Regions from separate parts of the Homo sapiens genome. Here region 1 is linked to region 2. A link is a loop called in an ENCODE intact Hi-C map of the cell type or tissue named here. Cell type or tissue: natural killer cell. All regions are shown on one strand. Links, peaks and the distances in the headings refer to the core of each region. The heading gives the core; the rest is flanking DNA. Region 1 overlaps BACH2 (BACH transcriptional regulator 2). Region 2 overlaps BACH2 (BACH transcriptional regulator 2).

What was found. Peaks named below come from ENCODE experiments on the same cell type or tissue, not always from the same donor. Only the 100,000 strongest peaks of a DNase experiment are listed, where the experiment ranks them.
Region 1: a loop joins it to region 2, with 2.3 times the contacts of the local background. A loop is called at or near these places in 7 of 110 quality-filtered maps.

The regions. Positions count from the first base shown.
Region 1 is chr6:90,103,857-90,119,783 of GRCh38, reverse strand. The region is part of intron 4 of BACH2 (BACH transcriptional regulator 2); the gene reads left to right. Among named protein-coding and RNA genes, the nearest start is that of BACH2, 190 kb to the left of the region's middle. In natural killer cell, for the core only: no CTCF peak of the experiment used is centred there; DNase peaks (open chromatin) are centred at 8,593, 10,473 and 11,633.
Region 2 is chr6:90,170,298-90,186,224 of GRCh38, reverse strand. All of the region lies in intron 4 of BACH2 (BACH transcriptional regulator 2), which reads left to right. It overlaps LOC105377890 (a long non-coding RNA gene), which reads right to left and starts at 1,963. Exons shown (of 2, transcript XR_001744258.2): 1 at 1,837-1,963; 2 at 712-1,710. RefSeq lists enhancers at 745-1,944, 12,347-12,491 and a cis regulatory region at 12,419. In natural killer cell, for the core only: CTCF peaks have their summits at 6,612 and 6,814 (motif pointing right); DNase peaks (open chromatin) are centred at 6,814 and 10,134; H3K27ac peaks cover 2,748 bases.

The DNA.
Region 1 (15,927 bases), core at 4,330-12,329, 67 kb after region 2:
TTATGTTTAAAGAGATTGTTTTTACTAGTAACTAAGAACTTCTAAATATTTGTTTTATTTAAAATATTTTTACCCCCTAAGAATCTTCAGTAAATGTTAATTATATCCTTTCAACAACTTTTGCAGTTACTGGGTAATATTAAATTCTGATTTTTTTCAATAAATAATTGCTTTTTTATGTGCTGGGTAACAGTATATATTTTTATAAGTTTGTTTCTGCAGCTGTTCAGCTATTCTGTATATTCAAATTTCAGGCTTTTAAGTTTAAATTAATAGCTCAGTAAACTGACACCACAAAGCAAGTGGAAGATTGAAGATAAGCATTTCTCTATAATGTACAGGGTATTTTAAATAATGCATTTCTCAACATTATATTAGTGTGTGTTTAAGTTGATTTTTGGTATATGTGAATTACTCTCATTTGTGTTCCTCATTAAGTCTTCGTATTATAGTTGTCGATTGAAACTAACATAATTAGGTAAAGACAGAGCTGGGCCCACAGGAGACCCTGGAAGAATCATGACTGAATCATTTTAAAATGTAGCCACATGGGCATGAGAGGTATAAATATGAACAGTTCCTACAACATGCAGATAGAAGTTCCCAAATGTCATAGGCACATGGAAGCTTGCAAGTGCCACCTAAAGACTTGCATATAAATAAAGTCTTCATTTTATATGATATCATGTCACATGTTTGTGCAAAGGAAGGTGGATGATAACATATATTTAATTTAGGTAAAATATTCTGAACATTTGATAGATAGTTGAGACTGGGCTCAAATTTTACTTTATATGTATTGTCTCCTTTAATCATCATAAAAATCTTACTTGGTAAGTACTATTATCTCCATTTTATGGTATTGGGTTTAAAGGAGGTCAGGAACATTTTCTAGATATAGGTAGTGAATGGCAGAGCTTAGAACCAAACCCAGGTCTGGTTAGACCCCAGCTCCCACGCCTTAATGACTGTACTGTACTGTACTGTGCTGCCACCTTCTTGGATAACTGCAAATAACAGATGTTCCTTTGTTTATTCCACTTTGACATCAGATACTTACAATGACCCTGTTGGCTTAATATGGTCAACTTTTCTTAAGAGCGCATCTTGGTCTTTCCATGACTAAGGCATTTTCATTCATCAAATGCATGTCTCTTGAATTACTGAGACAATATGAACATGAACAAGTCAATTCTAGCTCATGAGTACTGATCATTGATATGCCTGTATTAACAAGAGGTACATATAGATAGAACAAAATTATTTATCAAAACTCTTACCAGCTGAGAGGCTGGATCTTTGAAAGGAATAAACTCTCCCAGTGAGACTAGCAATGTACTTAGATGCAATAAAGTGGGCTTCCAGAGAGCTGTTTTAATCACTGGAGAGCAACTTTTTTTCCTAACTTGCAAGCCATCTGCTTAAAAAGGATATTTACTTGTGGAGTATCAAGATCCTTTCATCCTGTTTGTATTATCCACAGAGCAGAAAAAGCTAGTCAGTAGCAAAGAGAAGTCAGCTGTGTGAAGCCATTGTCCCTGTTCCCTTAGTATGAATAATAGATGGTTCCCCTTCAGATTTCTTGGTTAGTATGACATTCCTGAAGGATGTCCATAGGAGACGGCTTTGCTTTAAAGCTTATTATCTTAAATTTTAATTGCTTTTGGAACTTCAACTTTAAGGACCCTTACATTCTCTATTAGACTTAAGTGTCTTTAACATAGCCACATAAATGAAACTATAATGAGTCATAAATGAAAAATATTATAGTCAATAAACACTGCAGAATACTTTATAAGTTAGATGCTTGTTAATATGGGATGAAGTAGAAAATAGTGAAAGCAGAGAAGGTGAAAAAGACTTTAGAGGAAAAGGGCCTAAACTTAGGTAAGGTAAAGTTTATTCTCGCTTGGTACGAAAAACACAAAATAATGGAGAAATGTATATTGATCCAAAACATAAGTAAAAGCTAAACAAGAATGCTGAAAATCAAGCACAGGAACTAGGAAGAAGCAAAGACATTAAAGAAAAAGGAAAAGCTAACCACATATACACTCTCTAGAATTACCTGTTTTGTCTTTGATGGGATTCATGGATTAGTTCCTTTGTTCATAATTCCATAATTATTTTTGAGCACCTGTTGTGTCTTAGGTAGCAGTCTAGGTGCTAGGGCTCAGTGATGCACAGGGGAGCAGAGTTCTTGCCCTTAAGGAGCTTACAGTTGAGTGGAGGAGGCTATAAATGAGCATTCATCATAGGAATGACAAATGCTGTGATTGCAGAAGTATAGGATGCTATAGAATTACAAAAAAAAAAAAAAGTCAAGCTAACAGTAAAGAAGTAAATGAGACAGGAAGAGTCAGAAAGGTTCTGAGGAGAAGTGCTCTCTAATCTTACACCTAAAGGTTGCGTTAGCCAGAGAGAGGGAAGAGGGAAGAAGGAATGAGCCTGTCAATCCCAGATGAGAAAAGAATTGAAATTCAAGATGGCTGGAGCAGAGAGCAGGGTAGGAGGAGTGGTGAAAGATGAAGCTGTAGAGGGAGCAGCGTCCTACTCATAAACAGCCTTGGAAGCCATATTTGAGCTTCATCCCAAGATCAGTGGGATGAAGGGAAGTGACATGATCAGATTTCCATGTTGAAAGATTATTGAGAGTGCTGGGCGCATGCACCTTGAGAAGTTGGCCAGAGAGACGAGAAACACCCAACCCTTAGTGCTTTCTTCTGAACAATGGCTGAATTCATAGACAGTACTTCAAGTTAGTGTGGGAAATATTATTCATCTGTGCCAGAGAAAGAAGGAGCAACCCATGTCTATCATTTTCACAGAGGGAAGTTGAAGCTGCACATGTACTTGGACATAGGGAATGGTCAGAGAAAAGACAGAAAAAAGACATCCCTTGGTCCTGGAGGCATCTATCAAATATCAAAGCGTGCTCCAGAGGCATCCCAGCCTAGTGAGAACACCTCTACATAGAAGTGTATCCAGGGACCTATTCTGTCACTGTAGGCGCAAATTACTTAACCAAGAAGACTTATGTGGTAGCAGTTGATTGTAGACAAAGTGTGGACCTGGTCTTCCCCATATGGTATTGACCATCACTGCCATCACATCACCTTTTTTTAAGTAGCAAGAATAACACCACTGTATGATTCTCTTTTTTTAATTTTTATTTTAGGTTTGGGGGTAAATGTGAAGGTTTGTTATATAGATAAACATGTGTCACAGGGATTTGTTGTACATATTATTGCATCACCCAGTTATGCTACTTTCTCTCCCACCCTCCTTCCTCAAGTAGACCCCAGTGTTCATTGTTTCCTTCTTTGTGTTCATAAGTTCTTATCACGTAGCTCCCACTTATAAGTGAGAACATGCCATATTTGGTTTTCTGTTCCTGCATAAGTTTGCTAAGGGTGATAGCCTCCAGCTCCATCCATGTTCCTGCCAAAGACATGATCTTGTTCTTTTTTATGGCTGCATAATATTCCATGATGTATATGTACCACATTTTCTTTATCCAGTCTGTCATTGACGGGCATTTAGGTTGATTCCATGTCTTTGCTATTGTGAACAGTGCTGCAGTGAACATTTGCATGCGTGTGTCTTTATGGGAGAATGCTCTATAATCCTATTAATGGGATTGCTGGATCAAATGGTAATTCTGCTTTTTGCTCTTTGAGGAATTGCCATACAGCTTTCCACAATGGTTGAACTCATTTACAATACCACCAACAGTGTGTAAGGGTTCCCTTTTCTCTGCAACTTTGCCAGAATGTTATTGACTTTTTAATAACAACCATTCTGACTGGTGTGAGATGGTCTCTTGTGGTTTTGATTTGCATTTCTATAATCAGTGATATTGACCTTTTTTTCACATGCTTGTTGACTGCATGTATGTCTTTTGAGAAGTGTTTGTTCGTGTCCTTTGCCCCCTTTTGAACAGGGTTGTTTATTTTTCTCTTGTAAATTTGTTTAAGTTCCTTACAGATACTGGATATTAGACCTTGGTTGGATGGGTAGTTTGCAAATATTGTCTTCCATTCTGTAAGTTATCTGTTTACTCTATTGATAATTTATTTTGCTGTGCAGAAGCTCTTAAGTTTAATTAGATCCAATTTGTCAATATTTGCTTTTGTTGCAATTGCTCTTGGTGTCTTTTTCATGAAATCTTTGCCCGTTCCTATGTCCAGGATGGTATTGCCCAGGTTGTCTTCCAGGGTTTTTATAGTTTGGAGTTTTACATTTAAGTGTTTAATCCATCTTGAATTGATTTTTGTACGTGGTGTAAAAAAGGGGTCCAGCTTCAATCTTCTGCATATAGCTAGCCAGTTATCCCAGCACCATTTATTGAATAGAGTCTTTTTCCCGTTGCTTGTTTTTGTCAGCTTTGTCAAAGATCAGATGGTCATAGATGTGTGGCCTTATTTCTGAGCTCTCTATTCTGTTCCATTGGTTTATGTGTTTGTTTTTGTACCAGTACCATGCTGTTTTGGTCACTATAGCCTTATATTGTAGTTTGAAGTCAGGTAACGTGATTCCTCAGGCTTTGTTCTTTTTGTTTAGGATTGCATTGGCTATTTGGGCTCTTTTTTCGTTCCACATAAATTTTAAAATAATTTTTTCTAGTTCTGTGAAGAATATCATTGGTAGCTTGATAGGAATAGCACTGAATCTGTAAATTGCTTCGGGCAGTATAGCCATTTTAATGATATTGATTATTCCTATCCACGCGCATGGGATGTTTTTCCATTTGTTTGTGTCTTCTCTAATTTCTTTGAGTAGTGTTTTGTAATTCTTATTGTAGAGATCTTTCACCTCACTGATTAGCTGTATTCCTGGGTATTTTTGGTGTGTGTGTGTGTAGCAATTATGAATGGGATTGCCTTTCTGATTTGGCCCTCAGTTTGGTTATTGTTGGTGTATAGGAATGCTAGTGATTTTTGTACCTTGATTTTGTATCCTGCAACTTCGTTGAAGTTGTTTATGAGCTGAAGGAGCTTTTGGGCCGAGACTATAGGGTTTTCTAGGTGTAGAATCATGTTGTTTGCAAACAGAGATCGTTTGACTTCCTCTCTTCCTATTTGGATACGCTTTATTTCTTTCTCTTGCCTGATTGAGCTGGCTAGGAATTCCAGTGCTATGTTGAATAAAGTGGTGAGAGAGGGCACCCTTGTCTTGTGCCAGTTTTCAAGGGAAATGCTTCCAGCATTTGCCCATTCAGTAATATGTTGGCTGTGGGTTTATCATAGATGGCTCTTATTCTTTTGAGGTATGTTCCTTCACTACCTAGTTTATTCAGAGTTTTTAACATGAAGAGATGTTGAATTTTATCAAAAGCCTGTTCTGCATCTACTGAGATAATCATGTGGTTTTTGTCTTTAGTTTTGTTTATGGGATGAATCACATGTATTGATTTTTGTATGTTGAACCAACCCTGCATCCGAGGGATGAAGCCTACTTGGTTATGGTGGATTCATTTTTTGATGTGCTGCTGGATTTGGTTTGCAAGTATTTTGTTGAGGATTTTTGCATGGATATTCATCAAGGATATTGGCCTGACGTTTTCTTTTTTAGTGTATCTCTGCCAGGTTTTGGTATCAAGATGATGCTGGACTCATAGAGTGAGTTGGGGAGACATTTCCTCTCCTAATTTTTTGGAATAATTTCTGTAGGAATGGTACCAGCTCTACTTTGTACATCTGGTGGGATTCAGCTGTGAATCCATCAGGTCTTGCGCTTTTTCGGTTGCTAAGCTATTTATTGCTGATTCAATTTCAGAGCTCACTGTTGGTCTGTTCAGGGAATCAATTTCTTCCTGACTCAGTCTTAGGAGGGTGTATGTGTCCAGGAATTTATCCATCTTGTCTAGGTTTTCTAGTTTGTGTGTGTAGACGTGTTTGTAATCGTTTCTGATGGTTGTTTTATTTCTGTGTGGTCAGTAGTAACATTCTCTTCATCATTTCTAATTGCGTTTATTTGGATCTTCTTTCTTTTATTCTTAGTCTAGCTGATGGCCTATCCATTTGATTAATTTAAAAAAAAAATCCTGGATTCATTGATATTTTGAATTTTCATGTCTCAATATTCTTCAGTTCAGCTCTGATTTTTGTTATTTCTCATCTCCTGCTAGCTTTGGGGTTGTTCTTTCTAACTTTTTGATGTGAACATTTAGTGCTATGAATTTCCCTCTTAACACTGCCTTAGCTGTGTCCCAGAGATTCTGGTATATCTTTGTTCTCATTATTTTCAATAAACTTCTTGATTTCTGCCTTCATTTCATTATTTACCCAAAAGTCATTCAGGAACATGTTGTTTCATTTCCATGTGATTGTATGGTTTTGAGCAGTTTTCATTGTGTTGACTTCTATTTTTATTGTGCTGTGGTCTGAGAGTATGTGGTTATTTAACATTTGTTGAGGATTGTTTTATGTCCAATTATGTGGTCTATTTTAGAGTATGTGCCTTGTGGAGATGAGAAGAATGTATATTCTGTTGTTTCGGGGTGGAGATGTTTGTAAAGGTTTATCAGATCTGTTTGGTCCAGTGCTAAGTTTAGGTCCTGAATATCTTTGTTAATTTTTCACCTCAATGATCTGTCTAATACTGTCAGTGGAGTGTTGAAGTCTCCCACAACTATTGTGTGGGAATCTGTATCTCTTTGTAGGTCTCTAAGAACTTGCTTTATAAATCTGAGTGCTCCTGTGTTGAGTGCATTTATATTTAGGATATTAGGATGTTCTTGTTGAATTGAACATTTTACCATTATGTAATGCCCTTCCTTGTCTTTTTTGATCTTTGTTGGTTTGAAATCAGCTTTGTCTGAAATTAGGATTGTAACCCCTGCTTTTTTTCTGTTTTCCATTTGCTTGGTAGATTTTTCTCCATCCTTTTATTTTGAGCCTATGAGTGTCATTAAGTGTGAGATGGGTCTCTTGAAGACCACATACCATTGGGTCTTGCTTTTCTATCCAGCTTGCCACTCTGTGCCTTTTAAGTGGGGCATTTAGCTCGTTTACATTCAAGGTTAGTATTGTATGTATGAATTTGGTTATGTCATTGTGCTGTTAGCTGATTATTTTGTTGTCTTGTTTGTGTGGTTGCTTTGCAAGTAACACTGGTCTGTGTGTTTAAGTGTGTTTTTGTATTAGCTGATAGCAGTCTTTCCTTTCTATATTTTGTGCACCTTTCAAGATCTCTTGTAAGGCAGGTCTGGTGATAATGAAGTTCCTCAACCTTTGTTTATCTGAAAAGGATCTAATTTCTCCTTCACTTAGGAAGCTTAGTTTGGCTAGTTATGAAATTCTTGGTTGAAGACTTTTTTCTGTAAGAATGTTGAATATAGGCCGTGAATCTCTTCTGGCTTATAGGGTTTCAGCCTTAGAGGTTCACTGTTAGCCTGATGGGGATCCCTTTGTAGTTGACCTGCCCTTTCTCTCTAGTTGCCTTTAACATTCTTTCTTTCATTTCAACCTTGGAAAATCTGACAATTATGTGTCTTGGGGATGATCTTTTTGTGTACAATCTTGCAGGAGCCACTATATGATTCTCTCAAAAAAATAAATAAATAAATGACATACATTGCAGAAGATGGCCTGGAGAAGAAAAGGATTAACAACAGGGAGACCAGTTTGGGGAGAGACAAAGAGATCTTGGACTCTTATCTTGTTTGATCTGCAGAAAAATAGTCAAGAAGGTAACACTAATAGCCTGATAATGTTATCTATGACTTAAATTTGACATGGCAAAGTATGTACTAGTGACGGAGAATTACAAGTTGTAACACATCATTTCCCTTACCTTACATGTGTATATTTTGCAGTATGCAGAGAGCTTTCCTGCATGGTATCCTACCACCCATTGTCACTCACAGAAGCATCCATTCAGCAAATACTAATTAATCACCTGATGTGTTCCAAGTATTGTCTTAGATGGTAAGGATATGGCATAGCACAAGATTCAAGATTCCTACCCTTGTGGAAACTCACTTTCTGTTTTAGAAATACAGACAACAAACCAGCTGTCAAATTAGTGAACAATATCATTTCAGAGAACGATGAGAGCAATCAGGGTAATAAATGGAGCTATGTAATCCAGAGGAGGGCAGTGTATAGGAAGATGTGTATGGGCAGGTTGAGTAATGCCTAACACAGGAGATGAGACCTAAATGAGGAGAACCCTACCTGCTAAAACCTGGGGGAGGAGCCTTCCAGGCTGGAGCACACAGGATAGGTTTAAAGAGATCCACAGGTCAAGTGACTGGAGAAGGGGAAAGAAAAGGAGTACAGGCATGAATGAGAAAATAGGGGCAGCCAGGGCCTTGCAGGCTTGGGCCTGCACCTCAGATGCTATTCTATGAGCAATGGGACATCTGAAGTGGGAGTTTTAAGCAGGAGAGCGATGTGATCTGACATACATTTTTAAAAGATTATCTGGCTGCTCTGTGGAGAAGGGCTTCTACAGAGGCAAAAGTAAAAGCATAGAGACCATCAAGGAGGCTTTTTTGCAAGCCCGGGAGAGAGATGGTGGTGGCCTGGACAGAAGATGGCAAGCTAGTGCCACAGTTCTCAAAGTGTGGTCTGTGGGTTCCTGGGGGCCCGCAAGATCTTATCAGGGAATGCAAGGTTAAAACTATTTTCACAGTAATACCAAGATGCTGTCTGTCTTTTTCGCAGTATTGACGTGCACTGCTAGTGAAATGTAATGGTGGGGAAAACTGCTGGCACCTCAGCACGAAACAAGATAGTGGTACCAAACTGCTAGTTCTTCACCAGCACATGCTTACAATAGAACAGAATGCCAATTTCACTTCAGAATATCCTGTATGAAGCAGTAACAATTACTGTTTTTATTAAATCTCAACTCTTGAGTGATGTCTTTTTAATATTCTGTGTGACAAAATGGGAAGGACACATAAGCCCTTCTACCGTATACCAGAGTGTACTGGTTATCTCCAGGAAAAACCCGTGTGCAGTTGTTTGAGTCGCAAGCTGAACTGGCTGCTTTTTTCATGGAATGCCAATATGACTTAAAAGAACAACTAACAGACAAACTCTAGTTACTCCAATTTGGGTATTTGTTTGACAGATCTTTTATCAAAAATGAATGAAGTGCCCTGATACTTCAAGAAAAACAACTGACAGTATTTGTTGCCAATGACAAAATTTGAGCTTGAGACAAAAATTAGGATTTTGGAAAACACATAGCTGCTACTGTAGAGCTTGATAACTTCCCAATACATTAAGGACTTTTTCTGACGAGATTGATGGTGATATTAATGAATGTGGAGAATTTGGTATTGGATCATGAAATGTGAAACATTCAAAAGATCTCAAAGATCTCCGAACTTAGTGAACAAGTATTTCCAAATGACCAAATGGGTAATGTTATAAAATTATGCACAGGTGAAAAATCCATTCAAAGCGCAAGATAGACCAATAGATTTTAATATTAACAAAGTAAAAAAAGTTTATTGACAGATTTTCAGGTACCACATTTCAGACTCCACATTTAAAAGCTACCACTTGTTGATTTCTGGTGTAGAATCAGAGAATATCCACAGTTATCAAAAGATGATGAAAATACTTCACCCATTTCCAACTATGTATCTGTGTGAGCTAGATTTTCTTCATGTCCTTCCATCAAAACACCATAGAGCAACATATTGAAGGTAGTACCAGATATGAGAATCCAGCAGTCCTCTGTTAAGCCAGATACTAGAGAGATTTGCAAAAATGTAAAAGTGTTAATTCTCTCACTTATGTTTTGTAAAATGTATTAATTTTCATAAAATATGTGATTTGTGTTAATATACAATGTTTTATTGTATTTCAAATACAATGAATTCTATTTTTTTAAAGTTTTGTTTTAATTTCTAATATGGCACATATCAATAGCTATAACCCACATAATCAAGAACTCTTTGGAGATTTTATTAATTTTTAAGGTTGTAAAGGAGTCCTCAGACCAACATGTCTAAACACTGAGCTAATGAAAGTGGTTCATTTCAAGATGTATTATGGAGGCAGGGCAGATGGAAGTCTATATATTCTCTTTGATTCATCTTCAGATATTTGTCCCAAGCAGCTGTGATGAAAAAGACTGGAAAGAAGCAGGTTTGGAGGGAGGATGGAAACAATAATTGTTTTTTTGGCCATGTTATACTTGAGATGCATGTTGAATATACAAGTTCAGGTGCTGAGTAGGAAATTGGATATGGAAATTCAGGAAGAGGTCAGGGGCAACATATAATAAATTTGAGAGACTTCAGCATATAGGTGACAAAAACCACAGGCCTGGGAGTGAGTATAGTTAGAGGAAAGAGAAAGTCCGTGGATGGAGCTCCAAGATAACGCCAGCATTTAGATGGGGAGCAGAGGAGGAGGAGCAGAGGAGGACTCTGCAGAGGAGGGAGCCACAGGTGAAGCTGATGAGAAGCCAGGACAGTGTGGTGCCCCTGAAGCCACAAGAAGAAGTGGTTTCATGGAGGAAGTTGACGACTGAGTCAAGTGATGGTGAGAAGTCTTGTAAGATGAGAATAGAGAGTTGAGCATGGACTTGGCAAGACGGAGATCATCACTAACCTTCATAAAAGCAGTTTCTCTGGAGTGACAAAAAAAAATCTACAACAGGTTAAGGAAAGAAAGAGAAATGAGGAAATAATGGCAGCAAGTAAAGACAACTATTTTGAGGGTCTTCCTTCAGAACAGGGGCAGAGAAAGGGATTGGTTCTGGAGGAAGCGATGGCATCAAGAAGGGATTTAAGATATGCCAGTGGAAATGGTCCAGGAGAGAGAAATTGATGTCCCAGGGACAGTGAAGGTAAATTCAGAAACAGATTCTCTAAGTGAGAGAGAGGGGATGGGATCCAGAGCTCAAGAATAGTGATTGATTCCTGAGGAGGGGAAAGAGCAAACAGAAAGCCCAAGAATGGGGCAGGTCATCCCTCTGTCCTCAATAAAAAGGTTAACTGGGGAATAGCTAAAATTGAAGAAAGTTCCAGAGGATGTAAGACAAGAAGGGCGTAGATTCTGTATTTGGGTTGTTGGTTGGTTTTCACTATCTTAAGTCTAGAGCAATGATAGACATTCTCCACTGCCCCAACCATTTGGTTCTCTTCCTCTGGGCTGCAGTAAGCAAAGAGCCCACCTGATAACCAGCTTGTGAGGTAGCATCCTCTGTCTGATCTCAGGCTGATCTCAGGCTGTTTCCCAAGCTGGGAAGGAAGAAGGGAAGAATTAGACAGAAAGTGCTTTGTGATTTCTTTGGTAGTTCACTTTCAGTAGGAAGCCATGGAAGTGTAATGCAGCGTCCACTAATCTCTAACTAGATTCTTCTTGACCTCTCCTTATTATGTCAATTGGAAGAGGAGATGGCTCTGGAGTTAAAATGTCTCTTTTCGCCTTTTGAGACAATAGGGATTGACAGCTTGAGCAGGTAAGCTTAGTCAGGGCTGTATTCCATCCCAAGCACATGCTGTCCACCTTCCCAGGAGGGTATATTAAATATTATTATTACTAATGATAATTAATACCAATCATTCCCTTGAGATCTCAGGTTAGTGATACATAACTAAGTCTGTGTCATTTCAAGACATCTCCCAGGTGAGGGGGTGGTTTAAGAAACAAAAGGAAGTGAACTGTGTCTGGTTTCATTATGAGACTGGGACTTGTATCAGTCCTCACGCCCCATGGGCAAGACTCAGCGGAGAGCAAAAATCCTGAAATCTGTTTCATCATTTAACATCCTCTTGTCTTATATAGTTCTCAGTAGGAGAAATAAATAGATATGGTAAATATTTATTCAGAGTTTCCTCTTGGAATTTACCAAGCAGGATTTGACACAGCATACACACTGAGCCAATTCCTAAAGGGTATTGTTTACTGAGTTAGTTTTCACCCTGACTGCCCACTGCTTTGTAAGCCTTGTACAGTTCCATGATAAAAAGAAATTCCCTTGAGCACAGTTCTCTTTCATGTGCTCCTTTGCCACCGAGTGAATAGACAGAAGAAAGAAGAAGAAAACAAGGGACGAGACCCAAGTGAGTTGACATTTAGTAATAGGAATAAGTGCCAAGACCTGCAGTTGTATCCCACACCCCCACTAAAAAAAAAAAAAAAAAAATCACAAATAGAGAATGTGGGAAATAAAACACAATAGCAATATGTGAAGACTCCTTGGGGGTTTCATTTCTGTAAGCTCAATCCTAGCCAGAGATGTGATGTAGCTGCCCAAAGCATTAATGAAATCATGGTCTGCATTGTAGGACTAAGAAGGTGAAAGATAGTTCTATGTACTCTTCAGTAATAAAATTGTGCTTTATTTGAGATCACATTTGATAGATATATTGGCAAATGTATTGTTGGCTATAACATGGGGTGTTTTTTTTGTTTTGTTTTGTTTTTTTGTTTTTTTTTGAGACAGAGTCTTGCTCTGTCTCCAGGCTGGAATGTAGTGGCACGATCTCAGCTCACTGCAACCTCCGCTTCCTGGATTCAAGCAATTCTCCTGCCTCAGTCCCCCAAGTAGCTGGGACTACAGGCGCACGCCACCACACCCAGCTAATTTTTGTATTTTTAGTAGAGACGGGGTTTCATGATGTTGGCCAGGATGGTCTTGATCTCTTGACCTCGTGATCCACCCGCCTCGGCCTCCCAAAGTGCTGGGATTATGGGAGTGAGCCACCACACCCGGCCTATAATGTGATTTTAAATTGAAATGATGATTTTTAAATTTAGAACTTAAATATTTTTAAAGGACAGTGGCCCAAGACAGTGATAGAGAACCTGAAACCATGTCAAATAACATTTGAAGGAACTAGAAACAACTATCCAGCGAGAAGACTTGAGGAAAGAGAGGAGGCGGAGCCACCACTTACTCCCTACCATGTATGTAGGTGTTATCCTTCCTCTGGTTGCCCTGTAGGGCAAACCAGTGTTTTTAGGCTACAAGGAGGCAGATTGGCCTGAGAGAGAACTGTGTAATGATGTATGCAGTGATGTGGTACATAATAATTTTCCAAAATTGACTTGGCAGTACCTTTCTTCTCATTAGAGGTATTTAATCAGCGCCACCCACTTGGTGGTCAAGACTTTGATGACACATTGAACTAGCTGATCCCCAAAATGCCTGTCACCTCATAATAGCACAGTCATTCATTGCTTAACGATAGGATGCATTCTGAGAAGTACGTCATTAGGCAGTCTCATCATTGTGCAAACATCATAGAGTGTACCTAATGCAAACCTAGATGGTATAGCCTACTGCACAGCTAGGCTGTATGGTATAGTCTACTGCTCCTAGGCCACAAACCTGTACAGCATATTACTCTACAAAATACTATAAGCAGTTGTAATACAGTGGGAGGTATTTGTGTATCTAAACATAGAAAAGGTACAGTAAAAATATGATGTTAGAATCTATGGGACCACCATTATATATGCAGTCTATTATCAACTGAAATGTCATTATTCAGCACATTACTTTATTTACTTCATGGAAAGTGTAAGTTTGCTTTTCATTAACCATCTACTTGATTAAAATAATGAGCTATGAAGGCCAAATAAAAAGAGGTGGCCACTTTTCCAGAGCTACTTTTGGTACCTGAGGATAATTTTATGGAATAAATATCTTTGAATTGTTCTAGCTTTTTTGAAACTTCAGCTTTAAAATATGAAAAGGCCCTTTCTTAGCAGTCCTTGTCTCAAAGAGAAAAAGAAAAATGTATTGAATGCAGACTGAGGTCAGCAAACCCCTCTGCCCTGTTTCCTTCTTCCCTCTTCTGAAGCTCAGTTGCTTTAGAAAGGAGCTTTGGAGAGAACAGGAAACAAAGTTGATGCAAGAGGCTCACTAACTCTAAGAAAACTGTTGGTGCAATCTGTAGTTGTAATGTGGGATAAGTCTTAAATAATTACTTTGAAGCTTAGAACCCCAAATTTTAAAATTTAAGGTCTAAAAATTCAGTCTTTTAAAGCAGATTTTGGTGACTAAAACCAGGAAAATGGCCCCATCCTTCACTTTTCTTCTTGTTCATTTGGTTAGCAGTAGAATTGCCACCCCCATAAACAGATAAAAGTACTGAAAAACAGGAAGCAACATCAAATAGTTTTAAATTACTTTGGGAAACTCCTGAAAGTGGGTGTAATATGTGTGGGCCTTTAAAAAAGAATCATATTTATGCATTTGATATACAGCTACTTAATTATGTCTTACAGTTCAGCCTAATGTTCATTGGTATTTTTATTTTCCTGCCTATGTTTTGGTCCTTACTTGCCGTGTATAACTACTGCTGGTTTGTCTCCCACTGGTACACCAAGTTGTTCAACTAGCTGCTGATAAACACATTACAAAGTATGTATGGAATAAAGAAACCACAAGAGATGAAAGTGTTAGGTAATTATTTTTTGTAAAAATTATGGTTTGCTTAGTTGGCCTGTAGCAAGACCCTGATGTATTTGGCTGCAGCCAAACAGAGAAATATTTGGCTAAGCTGTCTTCAGCACAGTGTTCCCAAAACAAGTGAAGGAAACCTTTGTTGTGTGAGCACCTTGATATTCTGGAAATGCCTTGCAGCCACCTCCACTTTATCATCCAGAGGGTCAGTGAATGCAACATGGGGCTTGTGTAATGCATAACTGCACATCTGCAATCTGAAGCCTTCCCAGCCCTGATCCACATGGCTCTGGACAGGTCTGGCTGTAATATTTGTAGGGCTCCAGACAAAGGCACAATTGAAGCTCATATGCTGTATGCTTAAATATTAAAATTTATGAATCAGGCTAACAAACTGGTTGTATAAAATACATTCTGTCCTTCTGCCTTGATGTAATGACCTTTCGGAAGGCCAGATTTAAATTTAGAATTATCGGTCTCCTTAGAGTTCCAAATGGGAACATGGTAGTATGGGGGAAACCAGCATACACCTACCTGCTTCCTTCTTTCCTGCTCCTTCTCCTCCCACTCCCCCAGTCCCCCATCCTACAGGGGTCTTGAAACATGCACATGGACACCCCAGCCCACATGTCCAAGATACATGCATATCTCTGTAAATAGCTGCCCTTGGCCATTCTCTCACCCTTCAGGTGGTGTAGCCCACCAAAGGGAGGAAGGACCGAGGGAAAGGGCATACACTGACCCTGGGAGCTCACTTGGAACCATTTGGGTGGGAAATTCTGGAAGAGTTTAAGGGAGAGATCATAAGGCAAGATGGGGAACAATGCCTCCCTGGCCTAACTGAAGGAGAACAGAGTCCTTCCTTGCCTGGGTCTAGGGGCTGTGCTGTCTGTGGGCATTTAAATAAAATCTGCAGCATCTCCCATTTTTTCATGACAGCAGTTCTTTCTCTTCACACAGAAACCGCTCCTGCCTCAACTCCAAGGGCCAGAGCGAGTTGGCACACCCTCCAAGAGGAGCACCTCGCTTCTGGGCACAGCAGGAGCAGCCTCACTGTTGAGGTTTCAGTAAAGTATTTTGCCTGAAGTCCTCTTGTTGGTTCAGCCTCTCCTTCAAGCTTTGTTCCTGTTCCCTCTGAACACCCCACCTCTCCACACACACCTAGATCTCTAACTTGAGACCTGGACAAAGAAACTGCTCTTTTGGGGGATACATCACTCAGCCCTAATATTTGCCTTCTCCAGAATCAGTGATCTCAATAAAATTGTGAAGGATTGTAACATCTTTTTGGAAATAATATCAGGGGACCCTTGATACCTGCGGATTTTATTTGGTGCTGATTAAGGGTCAGTATGTCCCTGTGATGCATTTGGCCCCCTCTTTGCCACTTTGTCGGTCACTGACCAGGCCACTTCACTTCTCTACACTTCATTGTCTGCATCTACAAAAAGTGAACAATAATTCATGCCTGTTTCTATTTCAAATGGATGTTTTCAGGACAAATTTGTAAATACATATATGAAGAACAATCAAAATATC
Region 2 (15,927 bases), core at 3,528-11,527:
TATTAATTCCAGGTCTGAGTCAGTGGCGAGTCCAGTAATTGAATTAATATGGAAATCAAACTGTAAGCTCATCCTTGGAATTACATTCATTATATAACATGGAAATGGGCTAAAACAGAGAAAATTACAGTACTGTTTTACTTTCTACTTTAAATATGGTAGAGGATCGGTCTCTTCTATGAGTGTATATGCTGCAAAAAAATTTTTTAAAAGTAGCCTATTAATACACTATGATTTTAAAGGGGGAAAACAATGTATGTTCTTATTCTGTGTCACTGTCCAAGCATCAGTAACACTAAACTGGCTGCCAGAGTGAAAAAGAACCAACTACATTTGCGTAATCATCATAAAAATTATATTCTGTCTACATTTTTAATTGAGCCAGACATTGCACAGAATTAGACACAGCCTTTGCTCTCTGGGAGTTTACAGTGTAAGACAGAAGATACTAATGTGTGTAGACGTGAAGACCAGTTGAATTTAACATTTTATAAACGTGGTTGGTTCTATTTTATGCCTTTCTGGCCTTCCCCAACCCTCATAACCCATCATCAGATGTCGTTTCATCCACAGGTAATTTTCTTCTTAATTTAAGTAACCTTATTTCTTAACTATGAAAATAATATATGTTAATTTTAGAAAAATTGGAAAGTAAAGTAGAAAGAAAAAACAAAAATCATGTATAATCCCACAACCACAAAAAGATCGTGTTATATTTTAGTGACATTTTTAATGTATCATCTTAAATGTATCTATATATTTTACATAATTGGGTTCTATAAATGCAGTTTTGCCCTGTGCTTTTTTCACCTAATGTATCTTTGCATGTTTTACATATTAAGAATTTTTTTAAAACACCATTTTAGTGATTTTATAATATTAGGATAATTGGAAAATTGAGAATCCAGCTTTCGGTCCCCTGAAACAGACATTTAATGTGTAAAAAGTCAAAGGATCATTCCAACTGTTCACCAGCCCATCCAGACCTGTTTCCGAGACAGAGCTATTGTTCACCTAAAGTGGAAGCTCACCCGGCTCTGCATATTTCCTCAGGCTGGTTGGCTGTTCCGTGTCTGTCTCCCCCCATTGACTTATCAGGCTCTATGCATACATGCACATTTGTTTATAGCAGTCTTCCTGATACGCAGCCACGCATGGGTTTTGGAAAATTGCCCAGCTACATACCATTCATACCGGCTGACATTCAGCTTCTGGTAGCTAAACAGGTACTCTTAACTCCTTCAGTCTCTAAAGAACTCACTCTACAGTGCCACAGGCCATGGAGCTAACATACTATCCTCTGAGAGTTTCTATTCATGGACACAAATGAAAAGAGAAGTAATGGCGCAAGTATTGTGAGAGGTTACTTGTAAAAATCACCAGCCCTCTGTTTGCCACCCCCTTAGCCATACCATAGGCAACTGCTTGAGTTTGTCCTCCTTCAACCTTAAGGTGATGTTTCCTGAAGCACTTGGAAAGCAGGTAGAGTCTGCAGGGACTTCCCAGGAGTGACAGAGACCATCCCTGGCCTCCTAGAGGATGGGTGTGCCCCTGGGCTAGGGCTTACCCCTTGTATTAGGAAGAGTTGCCTCATCATCCCTGAAGCCATTTCTTTCATGAAACTTCATATGGTCCTCCACTTCCCCCGGGAGCCTGCTTGTCTTCTTACCACTTCTGTTTCTTGTGGAGCATCAGAGTAGAAAGTCCAGTCTGGGTGAGTGGCAGGAAAGCAGCAGTGAAGGGGTGGAGGGAGGAAGGTTAGCCAGAGAGGTGAGTGAGATTGCAACAACTGTTGATGAGGTTCAGAATCTTTCTTTTACCTCTGCCAGCTCTTACCTTTTTTTCTCCAAAAGTGATTTTTACTCTCTTTCATCAGTCTTCCTTGTATGCAGGAATCTGAAGAGGAAATATTCACAATAATAGCATGAGGAAGGAGGACCCTAGATAAAGAGGAGATGTTAAAATGGCGTTTATTCTAGCTACAAATATCTCCACTGAGCATGTTTCAGTAGTTAATCAGAGCTTTCTTGCCTGGCACTTTTTTAAATGATATCATTATCTGGCTTGCTATTTCAGCAGTTCCAGGAATACCTTGCCTGTGGGTCAGGGTACTTGGTTTCACATAAACAACTCATAAGAACCCTTTATAATTTCAGAACGACAGACAAGAGAAGAAATAGCTATAGAGGTTATATGGACAAAAAATAAATTGGCAACATTCCTCACCTGTCTAACATAGACACTGAGAAAAGACGTCCTTTGCTACCTCTCATGGTTAAATGTTGTTTATTGTTTCCTTTCAGACCACACTGAATTTAGTTCCTTGGTAGACTAAGGCACCTTTGAAATTCCAGTGGGAGATCATGAAGTACATGCCTAATTGCTTCATGGCTGATATGAAGTCCTGGAATGAAATCCAGCCATCACTCATTAACTAACTCAGCTTAGTAAACCTTGACAGCTAACAGAACCCAGTCAAACATCCTTGATTACCAGCAGCTCACAGAGCCTGGGGAGTAGATCAGGAAGAATGGTAGAGTAGAATGAGTTATTCCAGTAACATCAGCTTCATCTGTTTGAACTTCTCTTCCTGAAATCTGAGGGTGACAGAAATAGATTTGCCAAATGCTTTTCCTGCTTTCACTGGTGGCAGTAGGAACAAATAAATGACCATTGTCTTAATTGGGATACTATTCACGGTTATTGACAAGCATAATCAGTTTTTGTTAAAACTTTTTGCCTGGCTTAAATCTATGCTAGATCATAAGGGAATAAATGTTATTAGGCATGTTAGAATTTCACAGATCACACTTCTCACAGCAGGAACCTACAGCCAGTCAACAGTTTTACTGACTGTATGTTATATATGGACATTTGGTCAAGGCATAAACTCGGTTACTATCTACTGCAAAATCAGTGTAAACATAATGATAAATCTGGTTGATTGATTTGCTTTCTGCTTCATACAACAAACCAGGTAATGTCTCTGAAAGCAAATACATTCTAAGTTGTATATAAATATCAGTCATTATTATTTCAGTAGATAATCTCACACTGAGGAGGTAAAGGTTGGTCTGAATTAGTAAAGAGGCCTTCCGTGCACACACACAATACACATCTGTCACATTCCAGCTATGATTTCACACTGAATGCCAGCATTTGAGAGGGAGTGAGAGGATTTTCCCTTTGTTTTATAAAAATGAAAACATTATGTGGTGTGTTCTCAAAATATTAGTGCAGTTTTAAGTTCAAAATATCAAAGGTATAATTGCTATACCCAGGTAACAAACCTGCACATGCGCCCCCTGAATCTAAAATAAAAATTGAAATTATTAAAAGAATTATTATTCCCATAAACTTACAAAAGAACTTTTCATAGCTTGTCCTGCTGTTGCTGAGTTGGGGAAAGGCGAGAGTGAAGATCCGCTGTGTGAGGTGTAGCCTCTTTCCTGGTAGTGATTTGGTTCATATTATTTAAAAGCAAGGGATTCTTGGCCTTGTGCATGGAAGATTGCATGTTCATTTGCCTCAGTATTGGACCTATGACTTATTTACCTTGTGAATTAATACGTTCTCAATCTCACAGTTTCATGGAACCAATATTTAATTGAAGGCTATAATGTGCCAAGCACCATGCTGGCCACTGGAACAAGGTGAGAGTGAGACCATACTCATGAGGTCTCCAGTGGAAGATCAGTCCCTAAGCCCATAATCAAAGCCTCAGTGAGCACTGCTAAGAGAAGCCTGTCCTGATTCTTGAGGGCATGCAAAGGGTGAAGCAGTTCTGCCTGGATGAGGTAGGAAATCCTTGACGGAGAACGTGATATTTGAGCTGCAACTTCAAGAATATGGAAGGGTTTTCCCAGCAGAGGAAAAAGATGAAGGACATTCCAGATAGAAGGAACAGTATGTGATGGGCCTGAAGGAAAAAAGCACACCACGTGTTCAGGGATTGACAATATGTTTCCATTTTTAATTTACTTGAGAGAGAGAGAGAGAAAAGTGTCTTTGATTCTGAGAAGAACAAATCAATAAGAGTTACTTAGCAGTGGTGATTAAAATTATGTATCTGTGCAACAGAGGGTTGCTATCAGCATCAACCAAAAGCCTCATGTCTGCAGCATCTACCATGCTATCATGCTCCACCCCAGAAGTGAGAGGTTCAAAGGACGATTGGTTGTTTTGAAAGCAGCTCCTGAGATTGACGAATAATGGTCAGGAACTCCATGCTGGAGAGGCCAATTGCAGGGCTAGTGAGTCCTGCCTGTGAATCCATAACCATCCTAAATCACAGTGTAATCCTTCAGGGCTCAGACTGCAGAGTCAGAGAGACCTAGGTACAAGTTCTGGTTCTTCTGCCATTAGCTTAGTATGGGACTTGGGGCAAGTTTCTTTCCTTTCTTAAAAAACAAAATAATAATAATAAGCCTGAGCAACAAAGTGAGACTGTGTCTACAATCAATGAATCCATCAATCAGTAGCCAGGCATGGTGGTGCCGTAGCTGGTCCCAGCTACTCAAGAGGCTGAGGTTAGAGGATTGCTTGAGCCCAGGTGATCGAGGCTGCAGTGAGCTGTGATTGTGCCAGTGCAATTGTAGTTCACTGCACTGTAGTTCAGGTAACAGAGTAAAACTCTGTCTCTAAAATAATAAAATTTAAACATGTAATATTATATAGCTGTACAATACAAATGATTTTATATAGGTACATAAATGTGATAATAGCATATACACTTTTTGGTTCCCCATTTTTAAAAAAAAAACAACAACTTTTCCTCTTTTGTCTGGATCACTCTCCTCCTCTTTTCCCTTCTCCCATTTTAACTGCACATATAGCCTTCCATTTTTCCCCTGTTTATGTAAATGTACAATTACACACACACACACACACACACACCACACAGTGGGAGTGAGGGGACTGTTATTTTGTTTTTAAAAAACAAAAACATGTTATAGAGTGTTCTCAAAGTGTTAATGCATTAAAACCACAACAACATACCACCTTACCCCAGCCAGAATGGCTATAATGAAAAAGTAAAAAAACAATAGATATTGATGTACATATAGTGAAAAGGGAACACTTACACACTACTGGTGGGAATGTAAATTGGTACACCCTCTGTGGAAAACAATATGGAGATTTCTCAAAGAACTAAAAGTAGATCTACTATTCAACCCAGCAATCCCACTACTGGGTATCTACCCAAAGAAGAAGTCACTATATAAAAAGGACACCTGCAGGTGTATGTTTATTGCAGCACAATTCACAATTGCAAAGATACGGGTTCAACCTAAGTGCCCATCAGATGATGAGTGGATAAAACATGTGAGGAATGTGTGTGTGTGTGTGTGTGTGTGTGTGTGTAATACACATAATTCCATTTCATTCTGTTTTATGGCTGAGTAGTATTCCATGGTGTGTAAATAGAATGCATTCCATTCCATTGGACTGGTGTGTATTCCACACCACACATTCCATTCACACAGTATGGAATACTACTCAGCCATGAAAAAGAATGAAATAATGTCTTTGCAGCAACTTGGATGGAACTGGAGGCCATTATTCTAAGTGCAGTAATTCAGGAATTGAAAGCTAAATACCATGTTCTCACTTATAAGCAGGTGCTAAGCTATGGGTACACAAAGGCATACAGAGTGGTGTAATGGACATTGGAGACTCAAGAGGAGGAGGTTGAGAGGTGGTTGAGGCATGAAAAGCTACCTGTTGGGTACAGTGTACACTACTTGGGTGACAGGTACACTAAAATCCCAGGATTTACCACTATACAGTTTATTCATGTAACCAAAAACACTAGTATGCCTAAAGCTATTGAAATAACATTTTTAAGTATTAGTGCAATTTTAAGTTCATAATTTTAGAGGTATAATTGCTATAAACTTAGAAACATTTAAACATTTAGCTATTTATATTTCTTTTATACTTATTTAACTTTGGAATTTTGAATAATAAATTTTACTCTTAGTTTTTTTGTGCATAATAGTTTTTATATTGATTTTAATAAGTAACATCAATATTTTAAAAAGTTAAATTTTTATTTTTCATATATTGTTTCTTGAAAGTGTATAGCATTTATACTTCTGAAATTATTAAAGTTTAAAATGCACTAAGACTTTTAGAATTCCCTGTTAAACATTCTTTTTTTATGTTTTGCTCTTCTCAGAAAACTGTGTTGAAATCTCTTCATTCAATTGATAAAGCTCTAGAACATTCTTTTTAATGGGTGCATAATATTCCAGTGGGGTAACTATTAGAATTTTTTATTCTACAATTGCCCTACTCATGGATATTTACTTTGGTCTCAGTTTTTTTGGCCATTGTCCACACTGAAATCATAAACATCTTTGTATTTGTTCTTAGATACAGTGCTATTAGTTCTATGGCATTGGTTCCCAGGAGTGGGATTGCAGGATTAAAGAGTAAATGTAATTTTAAATTTAATAGATGATACTATAAATGGCTTTAATTAATCATAATACCTTAGATTTTAGATTCATTGAAAATAACATTCACATGCATTATTTCTTTGATGCCCACAATAACCTTTGAGGTAGATAGAGTGGATATTATTCCCATTTTTCTGATGAGAAGATGGAGGCACAAGATGCTTCATAGTTTCTTATAGTTACTCAGTTAGAAAGACCTTCACTCCAGTCCAGAACTAAGCCTTATCCTCAATAAGCTCCATACAGTCTTTCTTTACCTACATTTTTTGTTTTGGTAGATCAGTTAGAAGAAAACCTTCCAAATCCATCAAGTTAAGAAAAAGAAAGGTACCTTTGGTTATGCCACCAGGAGGGGGCAGTAGTTGAAACACATTTATTTTTCTAAATATTAGCACCCCAGCCCCTTTTAGGGGTTGTATCTTTGTTTCTTTGATATTTGTAATGTCTTAATTTTAGTTTTAGGTTACTTGTTTCGTCATTAAAATCTTCATTATGACAGATGGATACATTTCATTAGTGATCAATTTCTTCCCATTTTTTTTTTAATTTATAGAAATACACACTAGAGTGTCTCCCAAGGGTTGTAATGCACATTGTTTCCTTGGTTCCCTTAAAGAACTCCTTCACATATTCGGAGTCTGACTGACTGTTCAAATGCCACTTTTGCAAACTTACTGGCAATGTGATTCGGGGCAGTTCATGTAGTGCTCAGTTTCCTCATCTGTAAAAAGGGGAGAACATACCTTCCTCCTAAGTATATTTTAACGAGTCATAAAAAATGTAAACCATTTAGCACAGCATGTATCCCAGAGCACAGGCTCAGTACCTACATGTGCATATGTGGTCCCCTGCGGAACCAGGCTAACACTGCTGATAGTAACATGTTGAGTCCAGCCATGTCTCCCAGGAACACACTGGGTGGTATGTATTTTTTAAATACTTTGCATCTGTGCCATTCTCAAAATGCCATCAAGCTCCTCTGCATTTTGTGCCCAAAGCAAGTATTGATGCAGCACAGCTCCTTAAATAAAAGTGAAATTATAGGAAGTCTCATGGCATTTCTGGGTACTTTTTTTTTGAGTGACAAGTGTTTAAACCACAGTGAATACTTTGGTTCCTGCAAGGGTTTGATTGAGAGGAACAGCAAAAAGAAATTTAGTTTCTCTTCCTCCAAGTGAACATTGTTTTCTTAGCTGTCTTTTTTGGGAGTTGGGAAGGAGTGGTTACTGAAAACTAATAGTGTGTGTAAATAGGAGCGAGGAGTACAGTTAGCGTTTACGCACTATTACTAGTAGACACGCCCCAGAAATGGGCTCAGGAGACATCTGGGAACAAACAGATTTTTTCCCTTCAAATATGTTAAGAATCTTTTTGTTTCTAGTGGGAACAGCTGTAGGATTCAGCTGTTTGTTTGTAATCTGATGTCTGAGTGAGGGATGATGTTTAAGATGTAGTATACTAATATACAGAATGTCATCTTAGGTAATAGTGAGGTGGTGAGGGAAGTGGAATGAAGCTGGGAAATTCAGTGTTAGAGCTGACATTTCATTCTCTCCGAGGTTTGTGAAAAGGCCACAGCAAACTTTGCATTTCCCCAGGAAGGAGGGCGGAGGTTCGGTTGGTATCACACCCTGCACATTATTTAAACACTAGCTTGTTGATTTTCTCTTCTGTGAAGAGCAGTTATAGAAAGCGTGTTTCTGGCTGACTTCATCCTGGTTCCCTGCTATTTTGGTCTACAGCACTTGGGAACAGGGAAAGTCCGGGTACCTGCTCTGTGCTGAGAACAAAAGTGGACATTTTCTTGACCAAAAGTGGCTTCTGGCATCCTTTTTCAGAAGCAGTTTTTCAGTGAAGGAAGAGATGTTTCAAGGCCAATATCTAGAAAGAGTACCTAGGTTTATGATTCACAGTACCTTCTTATCAGCTTTAGAGGTCCTTAAGAGTGAGGATATGACATGGGATCTGTTAAGGATGGCATTTCCCCCATGAGGAAAGTGAAGCCCAGAGAAAGCCTGCGACAGCCCAGAGTTGAGGTTAATCAGTGGCAGAACCAGAAACCCCATGTCCTAATGCCTCCTCTAGCATTCTGCATAAGCTTCACAGCCTTCAACCCAGGGTGTAAGTTGGGGGAGATTTCATACGATCCGATCCACATTTCGTGCATTACGTTTCACCAGAGGCCCAAGGAGCTAACGTAGGCAATGGTGTCAGAGACCCAAGTCCTAATCAGAATTCTACCACTTACTAACTGGAAGGTCCTGGGGATGTTAACCTCCTAAATCTCAGTTTCCTCGTTTGTAAAAGAGGTAATTATAAATAGTTCATTGAGTTGTTGTGGGAACTCACGTCATAACATTTGAAAAGCTTAGTATGGGATCTGCTGTACGGTAGGTGCTCAATAGATGATAGTTTTTTTATGGGTCAGGTGCTGTGCTACCCACTGGAAATACAAAGAAAAAATAAGATACCATCCCTGCCCTCAAGTAGTCTGCAGTGTAGTTGGGAAGACAGACATACATGTGAATAAAATAGTGTGCATTGAATGTAATGAGAGCAGCAAGGTGGTCCATAAAGCGAGCAGACTGCAGTTGTTTGAGGAGGCTTCAGAATGAAGTGTTGCACAGATTTTTGAAGATGAATAATAGTGTTAAGGCAGGCAAAGATTCTTCCTTTCAGAAGGAGAAAAGAGTACATAATGTGCTAATACCTGGACCCATGAAATAATATTTTAATATTAACATATTAAATTAACATATTAACATGGAGTTGGAATCAGTTTACAGTGCTGTGGTCTAAAGTCTCCAGCCAGAGAAGCCAGAAGGACGGCAGAAAGGAGGACAATCTAAGTGGCTTGGAGGCTACTCTGGGTGGATATGGGTCAATCCTGAAAGGTTTTTAAGCTGGGAAGTAATATGGTGATATTTGTGTTCTATAAAGATTACTCTGTGGCTACGTGAAGCATGAACTGGAGGAGGCAGGAGCAGGAGGGCTGGTAAGACATAATGAGGGCATTGCATCTGGTTTGGGCAATTGGACTCTGTCACCAAAACTGATTTGGAAGTGATGATGTTGAGCAGTTCTGACGCTTGTAGAAAAAGTGGAAGGAGGTAAGGGTAGGTGGGGATACACACACATTTTTTGGATGGGCCCCTCTTTTCTGCCCCTACATCCCTCTCCTCCGGTGTGTCGTTTCCCTGATCTACTTCAACCTGCAGATCTATCTAGCAGGCACCTCACTTGGGGATTTGTTCCCATACCAGCAAGAAGCTTATAAATTCCTCTGTTAGGCACCTTAAGCTGGTTGAGGTTGTCCAGGTGCCGTGAGGTGCCTCAGAGCTGCCCCTTCCCAGTGTGCACTTTCCACAGCTATCTCCTGTTTTTCGACCACTGAACTCTCAAACTCTCAGTATTTGCATATTCTTGTTTCCTGTAAATTTGCTCCCTCCTTCACTAATCTCTGCTCGCCCTGAGCTCCAGAATTGTCATTCCTGGAGACCTTGGTTAACATCTGAAACTCCTGCTTTGCTATGTGTTTTAAGAATGTACATGTTGGATATGTGATAAAATCAGTACAGCCACTGAAGGGGAAATGAGAACAGGGCTTGGAAGGAAGAAATTTGTTACATTCACAGGTCCCATAGAGGCGTGTCACCACATGCTACGCAGGGCCACAAGGGAAAACACCCGTGTTAGTCAGGAGGCAGAAGGCAGGAGCCAGGGGAGAGCTTGGGCCAGCCACAGCCTTTATTGGAGTTTCCAAGGGAAAGGCAAGGCAGGGCAGGGTTAACAGTTTAGAATTGCTAGTTGAAGTAGTTTGGTTAGGCTCCAAGCTTTCTGGGTGGTCCCTGCTTGCTTGGTACCTGGCTGTGGTATAGTAAAGGCAGAGAAATATTGCCTCTGAGGGCCAGATAGAGGAGGGGTGTCTCTAGATTGGTGAATTTTCTTGTCAAAGGCATGCTACCAGCCGGGCTCTTTGTTATCTCTGAGAATCGGCTAGCCTTGAAAGAGACAGTCTCTCTCTAGCCAGAAAGGTAGTTTTAAGATGTCAAAACATCTAATATGCAGAAAATACAAAATATGTAAAATACATAATGATACCTTCTATTCTTAGTCAACCTGTTTGCCTGTTTATTGATCTGAGATCTGATTTCCCAACCCCCAGCCACTCACCCCCCACCGCCCCAACACTGAGAATTTTGAAAAATTCTCTTTCAAAAGAAGGGATTAGGTTTTTTCCACCAAAAAGTTGTTTTTAATATGAGAAGTCAAGCCTTTTTGACATTTCTTATTAGTTAATATTCTTTCCTTACCAGTTAATTGTTCATTTGTTGTTTTTCTTCTGTCTTATACAGGCAGTTGTGAAAACAAAATGGTTGTATAATTTACCTTTAAAACCTACCAAGAGAGTTTCTTATGATTTCAGTGTAATAGGAAAACCATTGTATAAATGAGAACTCTCAACTTTCCTAGAATAAGGAATAAGAAAAAATAATAAATATTAATTTCAAAACTTAGATATAGAAAAAGAACTTCCTAAATGCCTGTGTTTTCCAACTTGAAGTAACATTGACTTTAAAATGCATTTCTAACAAAGTTCACTCAGGTTCATTTACTTCTTTAGATTATGAAGTATATCATACATGTGGAAGGGAATATATAACATGTAGATACACTTTAAAGGATTAAATAAAGAAAACATCCACATTTCTGCTACTCATCTGAAGAACATTATCATTGCTACTGAAACCCTTATGTACCTCTCTCCTATTGTTTTCTCCTCTCCCCAACTACTTTCCTGGATTTTGAGTTACTTACTGTCTTGTTTGTTTGCTTTTTTTTTTTTAGTTTTACTACATATGTACCACATATAATTTTACCATATATATATCCCAAAGCAATATACTATCTCATTTTAGCTTTTATGTAATAGAATCATACTGATTATTTTGTGACTTGCTCCCCACAAAACACAATGTTCTGAGTTTTATCCAGGTTGACCTGTGTAACTTTAGTTCATTCATTTTCATTGCTATAGAATATTTTATTGTGTTTATTTTACTGTAGTTTATTTAGCCATGCCACTGTCAAAGGGTCCTACATTTTATCATGTATATGGAAACCTTATTGGCTTCCTTATTAATAAAAGTAATTTGTAGATTCTTTATATCATTTACAAGTAATGATAGTTTTTTTTCCCTTTCCAACCCATAAAATGTTAATTCTTTTTTCTTGTCTTACTGAACTGGCAAGAATCTCCAATGTTAAATTAAAATAGTGATAGATAAAACTTTAACTTTTCATTTATATTATAAAGTATGGTATTTGTTATAGGGTTGCTTTGTGATATCCTTTATCCAGTTCAGGAAGTTTCTTTCTATTCTTTGTTTTAATCATGAATGATGAATGTTGTATTTTATTGAATGCTTTTTCTATATTCTTTGAGATAATCATATATTTTCTTCTTTCATCTAGTGAATAACACTGATTGATATTGAAGCAACCTTGAATTATGGAATAACCCAAATTTAGACACATTATTTTTCTTTGGAAATTATTAGATTTGAATTACTAATATTTTGTTCAGGATTTTTGCATTTATGTTCATAAATGAGACTGTCTTATGGTTAGTTTCTCCTTGAGGTTCTTTTATTTTTGGGTTTATATATTTTTGAAGATACATTATTAGGAACATATTATATCTTCCCAGGGAATTAAATATTTCTATTAATATGTGATGGCCCTTTTTATCTCTTTGCCTAAAATTAACTGTGTATGGGTTTAATTTAGCTACACCAGATTTCTGGGTTATTATTTGCCTACGCAGTTCTTCCCCCAGCCTCCTTTATTCAAAGACACAAAAGGCTTTAGATTTGTGCTTTGTAAATCACATAATTGGAATTTGTCTTTTTACTAGCTTTATTAAGGTATAATTTTCATATGATCAAACTCACATATTTTAAGTGTACAGTTTGATGAATTTTGGCAGGTGTGTATAGTCATGTAACCACTACCACAATAAAGCTATAGATATTTCCGTCACACCAGAAAGTTCCTCATGCTTTTTTGCTATCAGTTTCCTTCCCTCACGTCTGGCATTAGGAAACTACTGATCTATTTTTTATCACTATGTTATTTTGTCTTTTCCAGAAAGTCATACAAATGAAATCATACAGTAAGTAGACTTTTGTGTTTGGCTTCTTTCACTTAGTATAATGCCTTTGAGATTCATTTATGCTGTTACACATATCAGAGTTTCATTCCTTTATATTTTTTCAGTATAATTTCACTGTATGGATATACCACAGGTTTTTCGTTTGTTTGTTTTTTAGCTATTCACAAGTTGATGGATATTTGGGTCATTTCCAGTTTTTTCAACTATTGTGGATAAAGTTGCTATGAACATTCACATGCAAGTCTGTGTGGACATATGTTGTCTATTTTTTAATTCAATCAGTCATTGTCTTTTAAGTAAAATATTCAGTTGATGTATGTTGTTTAGCAGATTACACTAATTATTGATTGCACTAATGCATTTATATTCATTTTGACCATATTATTTTTTGCTATTTGTCCTGCTTTTCCTGAGCCTTATTTTTTCTTTATTGCCTTCATTTGGATTTTGCTTTTGTTTTTTTTTTTAAATATAGTTCCATGGTTTTTCTTCTACTAATTTAACAGTTGTACACACCATTCTCTTTTTTCCACGCTTACCCTAGAGATGTTGGCATCCTATGTAACTTAATAAAGTGTTACACTAAACAGTATTCATTCTTTTCTCAAACAGTTCAGTAACCTTAGAGTTCTTTAATTTGGATCATTCTTTTTCAGCCTAACATGCCATGGTTATTTGGTTTATAGTTTTATATTATTTTTTATATTACACATTATTACAATTTGTATACAGTAGCAGCTGTTTTTTATACTCTATTTAAACATAGTCATGTATTTACTATTTTCTTTTCTCACCATTTCTTCTTCTCAGATCATCGCTGTTTTCTGAAGCATGTCCTTTAGAAGTACCTTTAATGAATGTTTTTGGAAGTAAACTTTCTTATTTTTTGTTTGATTGAAAATACCTTCTATTCATGCTTTATTTATGAAAGGTAGTTTTGCTAGGTATACACTTACATATTCAGTATTATTTTCTTTCAGTGTTTTAAAGACATTTTCCCCAGATTTCCCCCAGAGCTTTTTTTATGATGGTCTTCTACAGTTTTACCAGGCTTTGTCTGGGTGGGCATTTCTTTTATTTAACATCCTTGGGATGCATTTGGCTTTCTGAATTTGATGATTACTAGTTCTGAAAAATCTCAGAAAAAAAAATTATTTTGAATGCTGCCTTTCCCACATTGTCTGTTTTTTCCTTCACATTCTGCCCTTTACATCTCTAAATATTTCTTTTATATTTTCCTTCTGTATGTTATGTATAATGTCTTTTTTTTTTTTTTTTTTGAGATGGAGTCTTGCTCTGTCACCCGGGCTGTAGTGCAATGGCATGATCTCGGCTCACTGCAACCTTTGCTTCCCAGGTTCAAGCAATTCTCCTGCCCCAGCCTTCCGAGTAGCTGGGATTACAGGCGCATGCCACCACGCCCAGCTAATTTTTGTATTTTTAGTAGAGGTGGGGTTTGCCCATTTTGGTCAGGCTGGTCTCGAACTACTGACCTCGTGATCCACCTGCCTTGGCCTCCCAAAGTGCTGGAATTACAGGCGTGAGCCACTGTGCCCGGCCATATAATTTCTTAAACGTAAGATTATATTTTTCATTTTTGTATAAGTTTATGTACAATTTCTTTATATCTGTTTACCAAATCACTCATTCCTACTTCAGCTGCATCTATTTTGGTATTGGACTTACTCATGTGAGTCTCTAAATATAATTATTATATTTTCATTTCTAGAAGTTATTTTTGGCTGTTTCTTAAATCTGCCTAGTCATTTTTGAAATCTTCCTTGTTCATATTTTAAGATCCTGTTTACTTTTTTAAAAATGTTAAACACATCTATTTTATATCTGTGTTCAATACATTCAATAGCTAAAGCCTTTGATGATTTCATTCTGCAGTTTTGTTTTTTCTCATTCATGTTCATGACAGCTTGATTCTTTGTTTTGTGATTTTTGATTGTGAACTTAATTACTTGGAATTCTTATGAAAATCTCTTGAAACTTAGATTTAATATTCATTATTCTAGAGAGGCTTTGTATTTGCTTCTGCTATGTGTTTGTAGTCATTTCCAACTCAGGACTTTTTACCCTATTTGGATTTGGAAAGGGCACATGGATATGTAATTTCTGGGCTTTGTTTTTGTTTTTTTGTGGGGTTTTGTTTTTTTTTTTCTTCTTGAGACAAGAGTCTCACTTTGTCACCCAGGCTGGAGTGCAGTGGTGAGATTTCAGCTCGCTGCAACCTCCACCTCCTGGGTTCAAGCGATTCTCCTAGCTTGGCCTCCCAACTAGCTGAGACTACGGGTGCACACTACCACACCTGGCTAATTTTTTTGTATTTTTAGTAGAGACGGGGTTTCATCATGTTGGCCAGGCTGGTCTCAAACTTCTGACCTCAAGTGATCCTCCTGTCTCGGCCTCCCAAAGTGCTGGGATTACAGGCGTGAGCCACTGCACCCAGCCTGGGCTTTGTATTTTTTGAGGAAATTTTCTTCTTTTTTCTCCTCTCCCATCACCAAGACTTATTCTGTCTTCTATTTCTGGGAAGATTTTTTTTTTTTTTAATTTACCCACTGAGGATTTCATCTTTCAAGGGTATTGGCTTTGACCTTCCTGTGTGGACATTAGGCTGTCCCTTTGTCTCTTAATATCCCCATCAGGGATTGACTTATGCAGGACTTACCTACTTACTTCTCTAGGTTCTAATTTCCTTGTCATTTTCAACTTTTAACAATTGCTGTTACTTTCTTGCTGCTTAGCCATATCTTTAAAAATATTTTTAGTACTCAGCATTTTTAGGCATTCCACATGAATTTGCCATGCTTGACAATCAGAAGTCCTCTTTATTTGAAAGTTGAAACATTTCCTGGAAGAGGAGCAATAGTAAATTAGTTAGATCCTTGCCATTCATGGATTTCACTACAGTCAAAAAGGTAACTTTACATCACAATAGAATCATATTTTACCTACAAAAAGTAGTATTTGGTTTGTATAAATATTAATGTTCAAGATTTTGTCTTTTTTTCTTTGGTCTTCTAAAATGGAGTTACAAAAAGGTCTTTAAGAATCAGTCACTCATTTACTGACTTTTCAACAAATACTTGTTGAGCCCCTACATTTTAGGTGCTGGAGACAAGATGTATCAGTGATTAAAGCAGACAAAAATTCTTGCTCCTACTGAGCTTACATTCTGGTTGGAGGAGATGGACAGTTAACAAGATAAATAGGTAAAGTGTATAGTATGTTGAAAAGGTGATAAGTGCTGAGGGAACCCTGGGGCAGGTAAAGGAGAAT